Regions from separate parts of the Homo sapiens genome. Here region 1 is linked to region 2. Evidence: read pairs that join two places in POLR2A ChIA-PET (ENCODE). Cell type or tissue: MCF 10A. All regions are shown on one strand. Links, peaks and the distances in the headings refer to the core of each region. The heading gives the core; the rest is flanking DNA. Region 1 overlaps C18orf32 (chromosome 18 open reading frame 32). Region 2 overlaps MYO5B (myosin VB).

Region 1 (4,393 bases), core at 75-4,074, 370 kb after region 2:
TCAGGTGATCTGCCCGCCTTGGCCTCCCAAAGTGCTGGGATTACAGGTGTGAGCCACCACACCCGGCTCATTTTTTAAACTCTAAATAGACATAGTAGCAAGGGTACCCAACCTCACTGATTGAGGATTAAATGAGTTGTTATATGTAAACTGTCTAGCACCTACCAAATGTTGTTGTTTTTCCTTTATAATCAAATTCATGATTAAGGAGCAGTGACTGGAAGTTTGGAAGCAGGCACCTCATTATTATTCATGCCTACCACCTATTATTTCTTTATTTTGAGATGGAGTCTTGCTCTGTCACCTAGGCTGGAGTGCAGTGGTGGGATCTCGGCTCACTGCAGCCTCTGCCTCCTGGGTTCAAGCAATTCTGCCTCAGCCTTCCGAGTAGCTGGGATTACAGGCGCATGCCACAACACCCCGCTGATTTTTGTATTTTTAGTAGAGACAGGGTTTCACCATGTTGGCCAGGCTGGTCTCGAACTCCTCACCTCATGATCCACCCGCCTTGGCCTCCCAAAGTGCTGGGATTACAGCCATGAGCCACTGCACCTGGCCTATTTCTTTACCTTGTAGATAGCAGCTTTTTATTTAATAAAGTCTTTTTTTTTTAGCAAATATAATAGTATGTTTTAAGTTTTTCCTACACTGTAGAAATAGTCCTTTCGTGTGTGTGTGTGTGTGTGTGTGTGTGTGTGTGTATATATATATATATATATATTTTTTTTTTTTCTTTTTTTGAGACAAAGTGTCTCTGTGTCATCCAGGCTGGAGAGCAGTGGCATGAACACGGCTCACTGCAGCCTCAACCTCCTGGGCTCTAGTGATCCTCTTGTCCCAGCCACTTATGTAGCTGGGACCACAGGAGTATGCCACCATGCCCAGCTAATTTTTTGATCTTGTAGAGACAAGGTCTCACTTTGTTGTGCAAGTTGGTTTCAAACTCCTGGGCTCAAGCTATCCTCTTGCCTCCCAAAGTGCTGGGATTACAGGCGTGAGCCACCACATCTATCCCCTTTCAGATATCTTAATCTTGGTAAATTCTTTCAGTTACTAATCTGTGATGAACTAATTTTTTTCTTCACATATATCAACAGTTGAGGAGCTCAAGCTTGGGAAAATGGTGTGCATTCCTTGTATCGTCATTCCAGTTCTGCTCTGGATCTACAAAAAATTCCTGGAGCCATATATATACCCTCTGGTTTCCCCCTTCGTTAGTCGTATATGGCCTAAGAAAGCAATACAAGAATCCAATGATACAAACAAAGGCAAAGTAAACTTTAAGGTAAGAACATTCACATGCCTTGAATAAGAGCAGTGAAAGGGGGTGGTACTTGGGTGAAACACTAGATTTTGGAAGGACAAGTTTTAGAACCAGAAGCTTCAATAGTTTGTGTAACATTTGGCTTAAATTAAAGTTTTAAAGTAGGCCTCTGATTAATGCATTTGTCCTTTGGCCAAAATGATAACCATATTTTCTGACTGGTAAGTGCAATGGTAAATAGCTAATGGATGAGGAGAGATTATGCTGATACAAACCAGTTTCACTGATTGATGACTTTGATAAGAGATTTAATTAGAAGGATCATAGAGATTTAAAAAAAAAACAATTTTTTTAAAAATGAGTGGACAACTCTGTTGTCTTTAGAATTGGTGCTTTTTTAGATTCAGCTTTGTACTCAGCTGCACTAATTTAGCCATCCGGCCCGTTTCTGGAAGCAAAATGTTTTCACTCTGGAGCTTGTCTGTTTTTAAAGAGAATGTTTCTTGAGCTGGGCGCGGTAGCTCACGCCTGTAATCCCAGCACTTGGGGAGGTCAAGATGGGTTGATCACCTGAGGTCAGGAGTTTGAGACCAGCCTGACCAACATGGTGAAATCCTGTTTCTACTAAAAATACCAAAATTAGTGAGGCGCGGTGGTGGGCACCTGTAATCTCAGCTACTCAGGAGGCTGAGGTGGGAGAATTGCTTGAACCTGGGTGGCAGAGGTTTCAGTGAGCCGAGATCACATCATTGCACTCCAGCCTGGGTGACAAGAATGAAACTCCATCTCAAAAAAAAAAAAAAAGAGAGAGACAGAATGTCTCTTAATATCTTTTTGTTGTAATAATTTCTTTCTTTTTTTTTTTTTGTTTTTGTTTTTGTGATGAAGTCTCGCTTTGTCACCAGGCTAGAGTGCAGTGGCATAATCTTGGCTCACCACAACTTCCGTCTCCCAGGTTCAAACGATTCTCCTGCCTCAGCCTCCTGAGTAGCTGGGATTATAGGCACATGCTACCATACCCAGCTAATTTTTGTATTTTTAGTAGGGACGGGGTTTCACCATGTCAGCCAGGATGGTCTCGATCTTCTGACCTCGTGATCTGCCTGCCTCAGCCTCCCAAAGTGCTGGGATTACAGGCATAAGCCACCGCACCCGGCTTGTTATGATAATTTCTAAAATGTTTTTTCATTTTAGGGTGCAGACATGAATGGATTACCAACAAAAGGACCAACAGAAATCTGTGATAAAAAGAAAGACTAAAGAAATTTTCCTAAAGGACCCCATCATTTAAAAAATGGACCTGATAATATGAAGCATCTTCCTTGTAATTGTCTCTGACCTTTTTATCTGAGACCGGAATTCAGGATAGGAGTCTAGATATTTACCTGATACTAATCAGGAAATATATGATATCCGTATTTAAAATGTAGTTAGTTATATTTAATGACCTCATTCCTAAGTTCCTTTTTCGTTAATGTAGCTTTCATTTCTGTTATTGCTGTTTGAATAATATGATTAAATAGAAGGTTTGTGCCAGTAGACATTATGTTACTAAATCAGCACTTTAAAATCTTTGGTTCTCTAATTCATATGAATTTGCTGTTTGCTCTAATTTCTTTGGGCTCTTCTAATTTGAGTGGAGTACAATTTTGTTGTGAAACAGTCCAGTGAAACTGTGCAGGGAAATGAAGGTAGAATTTTGGGAGGTAATAATGATGTGAAACATAAAGATTTAATAATTACTGTCCAACACAGTGGAGCAGCTTGTCCACAAATATAGTAATTACTATTTATTGCTCTAAGGAAGATTAAAAAAAGATAGGGAAAAGGGGGAAACTTCTTTGAAAAATGAAACATCTGTTACATTAATGTCTAATTATAAAATTTTAATCCTTACTGCATTTCTTCTGTTCCTACAAATGTATTAAACATTCAGTTTAACTGGTAGTTCATTTTCTTTTAAAGTCTATTGAAATATTCAAAAGGGAAATTTTTCACCACGTCAGAAGGCAGAATTTGGATGTTGTGATGGCATCTGTGTAGTGGTGGGACAACAATTACTATTGTTGCGTAACAAGACACTCCAAAATTTAGTGGTTTTCAGCAGCAGTGACTCGACTGGGCAGTTCTTTGCTGTTCTGGGCTCACTCATATGGCTGGCTGGGCCTGGGTCTGGACCTGGGCCGCTATGTGATTTTTATCTTGGGCTTTGAAAATTCAGTGTAGGGACCTATAAATATTCAAAGATGATGAGATGCATCCTTATATATTTTTTGTATTCACTCTGAAGCTGGGAAAGATTAAAAGGAACTCCTGCCCTTGGGTCCCTAATGAAGTCTGGGTCCTAACTCAGGCTCTATTAAGTTCTGTGGCTGGTCAAGTCACTGATTTACCTTGGGCTTTATTTGATATAAATCATGTAAATCAGCAGGTCTCAGCTTTTCTGTCCAAAGCCACCTGAGGGATAAGATAAATTCTCATTAGCAAATAAACTTTTTTAAGGTATAAATACTATTATAAAAATAACAGATATTTACAGTACAACAATGCAAGAGGATCCTAAATGAAAAGCGAATGTTTTTTCTCAACTCTCATTCCCTTATTCCAGCTCCACAGAGGTAACCAATTGTTTTTTTGTTGTTGTTGTTGTATGGTTTGTTTTTGTTAGACAGTAGTCTTTTCCTGAACAGTGCTGCTCCTTGTGGAGCAAGGCTAATTCATAGGCAGTGCATCCAGAGTCCGCCCCAGTTGATTTTGTGTGTAACCTTCTAGCAACTTTTTGAAAATTAATTTGTTCTTAAATATGCACATCATTTTTATTTATTTATGTTTTTGAGACAGGGTCTCACTCTGTCACTCAAGCTGGAGTGCAGCAGCATGATCACGGCTCTCTATGGCCTCGACCTGCAGTCCTGAAGTGATCCTCTCACCTTAGCCTCTCAAGTAGCTGGGACTACAGGTGCACACCACCATGCCCAGCTAATGTTTTTTGTAATTTTTTTTATAGAGACAGGGTTTCGTCATGTTGCCTGGGCTGATCTCGATCTCCTGGGCTCAAGCGATCCTCCACTTTGGCTTCCCAAAGTGCTGGGATTACAGGCATGAGCTACTACTGCACCTGGCCCACAC
Region 2 (4,393 bases), core at 242-4,241:
CTGTCATTTCACTTTATAACCAGATCATCTGTGGTTGGGTGGCCAGTTCACTTGATCCCAAGAGGAAAAGTGGGGTCCCAGACTCACAGCTGAATAGCACTTACATACACATGATCTTCCCTCCCTCCCTCTCTCTCCCTCTCTTTGTCTGCAAGTCACTTTCTGTTGCATATACGTGTGTTACCTGGTGGCTTTATGAAAAGAAATGCACCATGTTAAAGAAACCTACCTGGCCAGCTTCTGCCAGGTAGAGGAGGCAGCCTAGGAAATGCATTTGGTGGCCTATGTTCCCTGGAGGGCCATTGACCAAGTAGTGCAGTGAACAATCACCCTATAAAGAGGGCTGTGCACCATGCAGGTACTGCGTTAGCTCACGGCACACCAACACAAGGTTGCCAAGGCCACACTTAGGAGAGTTAGTGACTGGAAAGAGGTGGGTAGTCAGTCCTACCTTAGGAGTCCTACCTTAAGAGAGCAAAAGAAAACAGTGCAGTGGGCCCCTCTGCTGGGGTGGTGACACTGGGTCATGAGTAGGGGCCTGTGCTGCTGGCCGGGCAAGGAGGAGGAGGAGGAGGAGGGCTCCAGTTTGCAGCCTGCTGAGAGACTCCTTCCAGAACGTGGTCCTCCTCATTTGCCCAGACAGAGGCTAGGACCCCTAAGGAGAGCCAGCTGCAGCAGGTTCCAGGGGCTGTTGGTGATGTATATTCACCTACTTAGCAAGCATTCCTGCCTACCGTGTGCCAGCTGGTGAAGCACTGACCTCAGGCAGAGAGGAGACAGTGTATACACAAGTAACCACAGCACAAGGTGCTTGGCAGTCTCACAGGGAGTGTAAGGGAAGTCAGGGGAAATGGCTTGAGGCTGGAGTGGTGGGGAAAGGGGTCTGTGTAGAGGGGAGGATGTGATTGTCCCTCCTGGTAGCAACTTGAAAAGTTTAGCGCCATCTTCAGATGTGCTCATTTTTCATTTCCAAGATTCCTTATGAATTGAATTCATTATTCTGTAAGCTTTTGTAATTTTAGGCTTTAGGACTTTGGGCCTTCGTGTCTCCACAAGTTTACAACCACTGTGGCCAGCACTATGTTCCCTTTATTTGTTCTAAATTTGTTGATTTCAAGCTTTAAAGATTCCCAGGTGGTTCCAATACCCCTACAAAGTTTGGGAAGCATAGCTCTATATAATTCCCCTTAGCACATTAAGAATTCAGCCTTCTGGGATTTGTAGGGGGTTGGGGGTTAGACACCCAGGCATGTCTTAGCACAAAGCCACCGTTAGTGACATGGATCTTACAATCACCTCTGCTTGAGCATTTCGGGAGGGGTATTGGATTTTCTGGGCTTTCCTGAGAAGATGACTGAGATGTCAGAGCTCTCAAAGACAGGCGTCAAAGCCTGGCCTGGATTAATCTTTCCTTCTTGAAGCATCTGGTGTATAAGATGCTGCAAATAGGCATTAGAGCATTTATTGCCTGTCCTCCCAGGGTGTAGTGAAGGTTTTCAAAGTAATGGTGGAAAAGACATAAGAAATGCTTTATCTTGTGGATTTGATAATATTGTACAGAGGAGCTTCGGACTGATGGTGGTCATAGTACCAGCGTCCTGGTCCCGATCCAGTCTGGAGCAGCCCTGGGCTCCCCATTCACTGGGCTGGCCAAGTCTTGTGGCCCCAAGAGTTGGTTAATCCTTTGCAAGAGTCAGAGTTGTAGCCGAGGATTCAGTGGGGTTGGATCTGGACAGGGTTATATGAACACGAGGCAGGGGTGGCAGTGCAGCGGAGCTGGGGAGCCAGGGAATCACATGCTTTGGTGCTGCTTGGCAAGGCACCTAACAGGGGAGACGGAGTCTGAGTAGAACTCAGGGTTCACAGGAGACCTTCGGTAGCCACAGAGATTCCTGGCTCAATTTTCTCTAGACACCTGGGTCCTTTCTACCAACTGGCCTCTCACGCAGAGGCCACTCTTAGGTCACTGAATAAGGTTTTACGGTCTGCCGCCTCTCCTGTCATTTAAGCTGGGTTTTTAGATGCCTCTCAATTTAAGAAGTATTTTTAAAGATTTGCTTCTTTATCAAGATGAATAAAGTTCCTAACAACATCTATAACTAGGTGTGTAGCTTGGGATGGCCACATCCCTGGGACTGGGCCAACTCCTGTCAACAGGCTGATCTTAAAAAGTTGTCACCCAATGTGTTTGTAGAGGCTCCACCATGGAATACTCGCTTCTGTCTTCCTGTCACTCTCTAGTCACCGAAGCCGGCTCTAGTGGTGGATGGAGCAGGGCTCCTCTTCTCCTCTTTGTGTCCCTGGCCACAGAGGACCACTGCTCAGCTGGGATGGAGGTGACATTAATGACAGCAAACTCCTCCCTCAGCGGCTTGCTGTTCTAGGTCTCAGTGGGCTGATGGGCTTCCAGTGGCAACAGCTGCTAGGGTCTGGGGCCACACCAGTGTCCTGTTTTGCCGCTGGGCCCTGGATAATCTCACTTGCCCACTTGCTCTTCCAACCTCCCTGCCCCCTGCATTCTCACACCTGTCCGTTCCTTCCCAGGGCGCTGCCCGCCCCACCCTGGGACTCCTAGGCTGAGTGTGTCTCCTGGGGGGTTGGCATGGCAACCGGAGGAGGCTTGGCTTGGGGAGGCTTGGGATTCAGCAAGGCGCCAGAGAGCCTGACCTGGGAGGAGTCTTGCCTTGAGAGAATGGACTCTGACTCATCATCTCCCACTTCCTGAGTTCCAGAGCAGGTGGCAACAGCCTGTGAAGAGCAGCTCTCCTGGCAGCGTCCCTGACTGGCGCATTTCTGACGGCTGCCCATGGGCCGCACTGGTCACCTCCAACTGCAAGCAGGATTTTACCCCCACCATCCCAGGCCGGGCTGATGTCTGTTCTCACACTGCTTCCTCTGCTTCCAGGACCTTAAAGAACTGGTAGAAAAGCTGGAAAAGAATGAGAGGAAGCTCAAAAAGCAACTGAAGATTTACATGAAGAAAGCCCAGGACCTAGAAGGTAGGGGGGTGTGAGTGAGTGTGTTTTGTGAATCACAGGTATACTTGGCCACGCCTGTGGGTGTGAGCTGTCTGCCTGCCCTCTGCACATTCTTCCTACATCACTGATTTCTTGGTGGCTCTGCCCAGTCCAGCCAGGCGATAGAAGTTGGATCCCATGAGCTTACCCATCTGCAGTTGCCAGAATATGGACAAAAGACACTTGAATTCAGCCAGTTTGGGTGCTTACTCTGAGCAAGGCTCTGCAGGGCTAGAGGAATGGGGAACCCAGAGGTGACCTGGTGGTCCCTGCCCTCAAACGGCTTGAAGTTGGGAGGCAAGATTGATGTGAAAGAATGCTGTGTAACACAAAGACCTAAACCCCAAGGTCCTCACTCCATGCTATTGAGTGTCAGGATTAAACTTCCAATCTGGGATCTTCAGGTAGAGATTTAAATCACTCTTCCAGAAAGACCTAGAATGTTCTCTCCCTCTGACTCCCTGCTGCAAATCTCACTGTGTCACTCTTTACATATGTCACCCTGCTTGGAACCCTCTTTCAGCCCCTCACTGCTTGGATACCCCTCCACATCCTTCCACCCTCAGCTCAGGAGCCACATGCTCAGGGCTTGAGTCTCGTCTTAGACAGTCCTGACCCCACTTGTGTGTTGGGCACAACCCTGATCACAGTTGTCATTTTACCTGTTTAATCTCCTGCTCCTCTAGACTGGAAGGTCTTAGAGGGCAGGGATGTCTGTGATCTCTATCCAGGGGGACACTTCTCTTCATATCTGCCCATGTGCCCACCAACTTTGGATTTGCTATTCCTCCAGTTTCTCATTCTCCTAGTCTCTTGGCTTCAAGCTTTGCTTACTCCTAAAGACCTATCACTCCCTCTTTTCTGATGTTTCTCTGTGTCTGCCCCTACCCTTGTGTCCAGTTCTTGTCCCCTGTTCCCAGATTGCTTAGTAGCTTCCCAGTCCTGTTTTTTCACAGCACTGTCTGGCCTTTGCCTTTGCCTTATTGCCTGCAGAATGAAATCCCAGCCCTAGTCTGCCAGCCTTCATCCTCTCACACTCTCCCCCACCTCCACTCAGAGCCTCCCTTCAGCCACTAGGAGTTCATGGAGCACCCTTCCCTGGGTGTCACTCGTCCTGGTCCTCTTCCATTGGTCCTTTCCCAGTGGATCAGCTCCTTTGAACCTGGATGTAAGAGTCCCACCCGCCCTTCATCCCACCTCTTCTGTGGGGTCCTTCCAGCCCCACCACCATCAGCACCCACATCATCAGCACCCACCCTTCATCCCACCTCCTCCGTGGGGTCCTTCCAGCCCATCACCACCAGCACCCACATCACACACTCCTGGCTTGGTGCCTGACTGAGCTGTGTCATAGTGTTTCCATGTGAATGTACAGA

What was found. Peaks named below come from ENCODE experiments on the same cell type or tissue, not always from the same donor. Only the 100,000 strongest peaks of a DNase experiment are listed, where the experiment ranks them.
Region 1: POLR2A ChIA-PET joins it to region 2 with 5 read pairs; 5 of 35 experiments call an interaction of 5 or more read pairs at or near these places.

Annotation. Positions count from the first base shown.
Region 1 is chr18:49,480,476-49,484,868 of GRCh38, reverse strand. It overlaps C18orf32 (chromosome 18 open reading frame 32), which reads left to right. Exons shown (of 3, transcript NM_001035005.4): 2 at 1,098-1,285; 3 at 2,459-4,393. The coding sequence starts at 1,121. The coding sequence ends at 2,524. It overlaps RPL17-C18orf32 (RPL17-C18orf32 readthrough), which reads left to right. Exons shown (of 7, transcript NM_001199356.2): 6 at 1,098-1,285; 7 at 2,459-3,691. The coding sequence ends at 1,277. Among named protein-coding and RNA genes, the nearest start is that of C18orf32, 4.6 kb to the left of the region's middle. In MCF 10A, for the core only: no CTCF peak of the experiment used is centred there; no DNase peak of the experiment used is centred there.
Region 2 is chr18:49,848,173-49,852,565 of GRCh38, reverse strand. MYO5B (myosin VB) reads left to right here. Exons shown (of 40, transcript NM_001080467.3): 32 at 2,906-2,999. It overlaps SNHG22 (small nucleolar RNA host gene 22), which reads right to left. Exons shown (of 4, transcript NR_117096.1): 4 at 1,507-2,929. Among named protein-coding and RNA genes, the nearest start is that of SNHG22, 36 kb to the right of the region's middle. RefSeq lists enhancers at 2,642-3,153, 2,246-3,445. In MCF 10A, for the core only: no CTCF peak of the experiment used is centred there; a DNase peak (open chromatin) is centred at 2,655.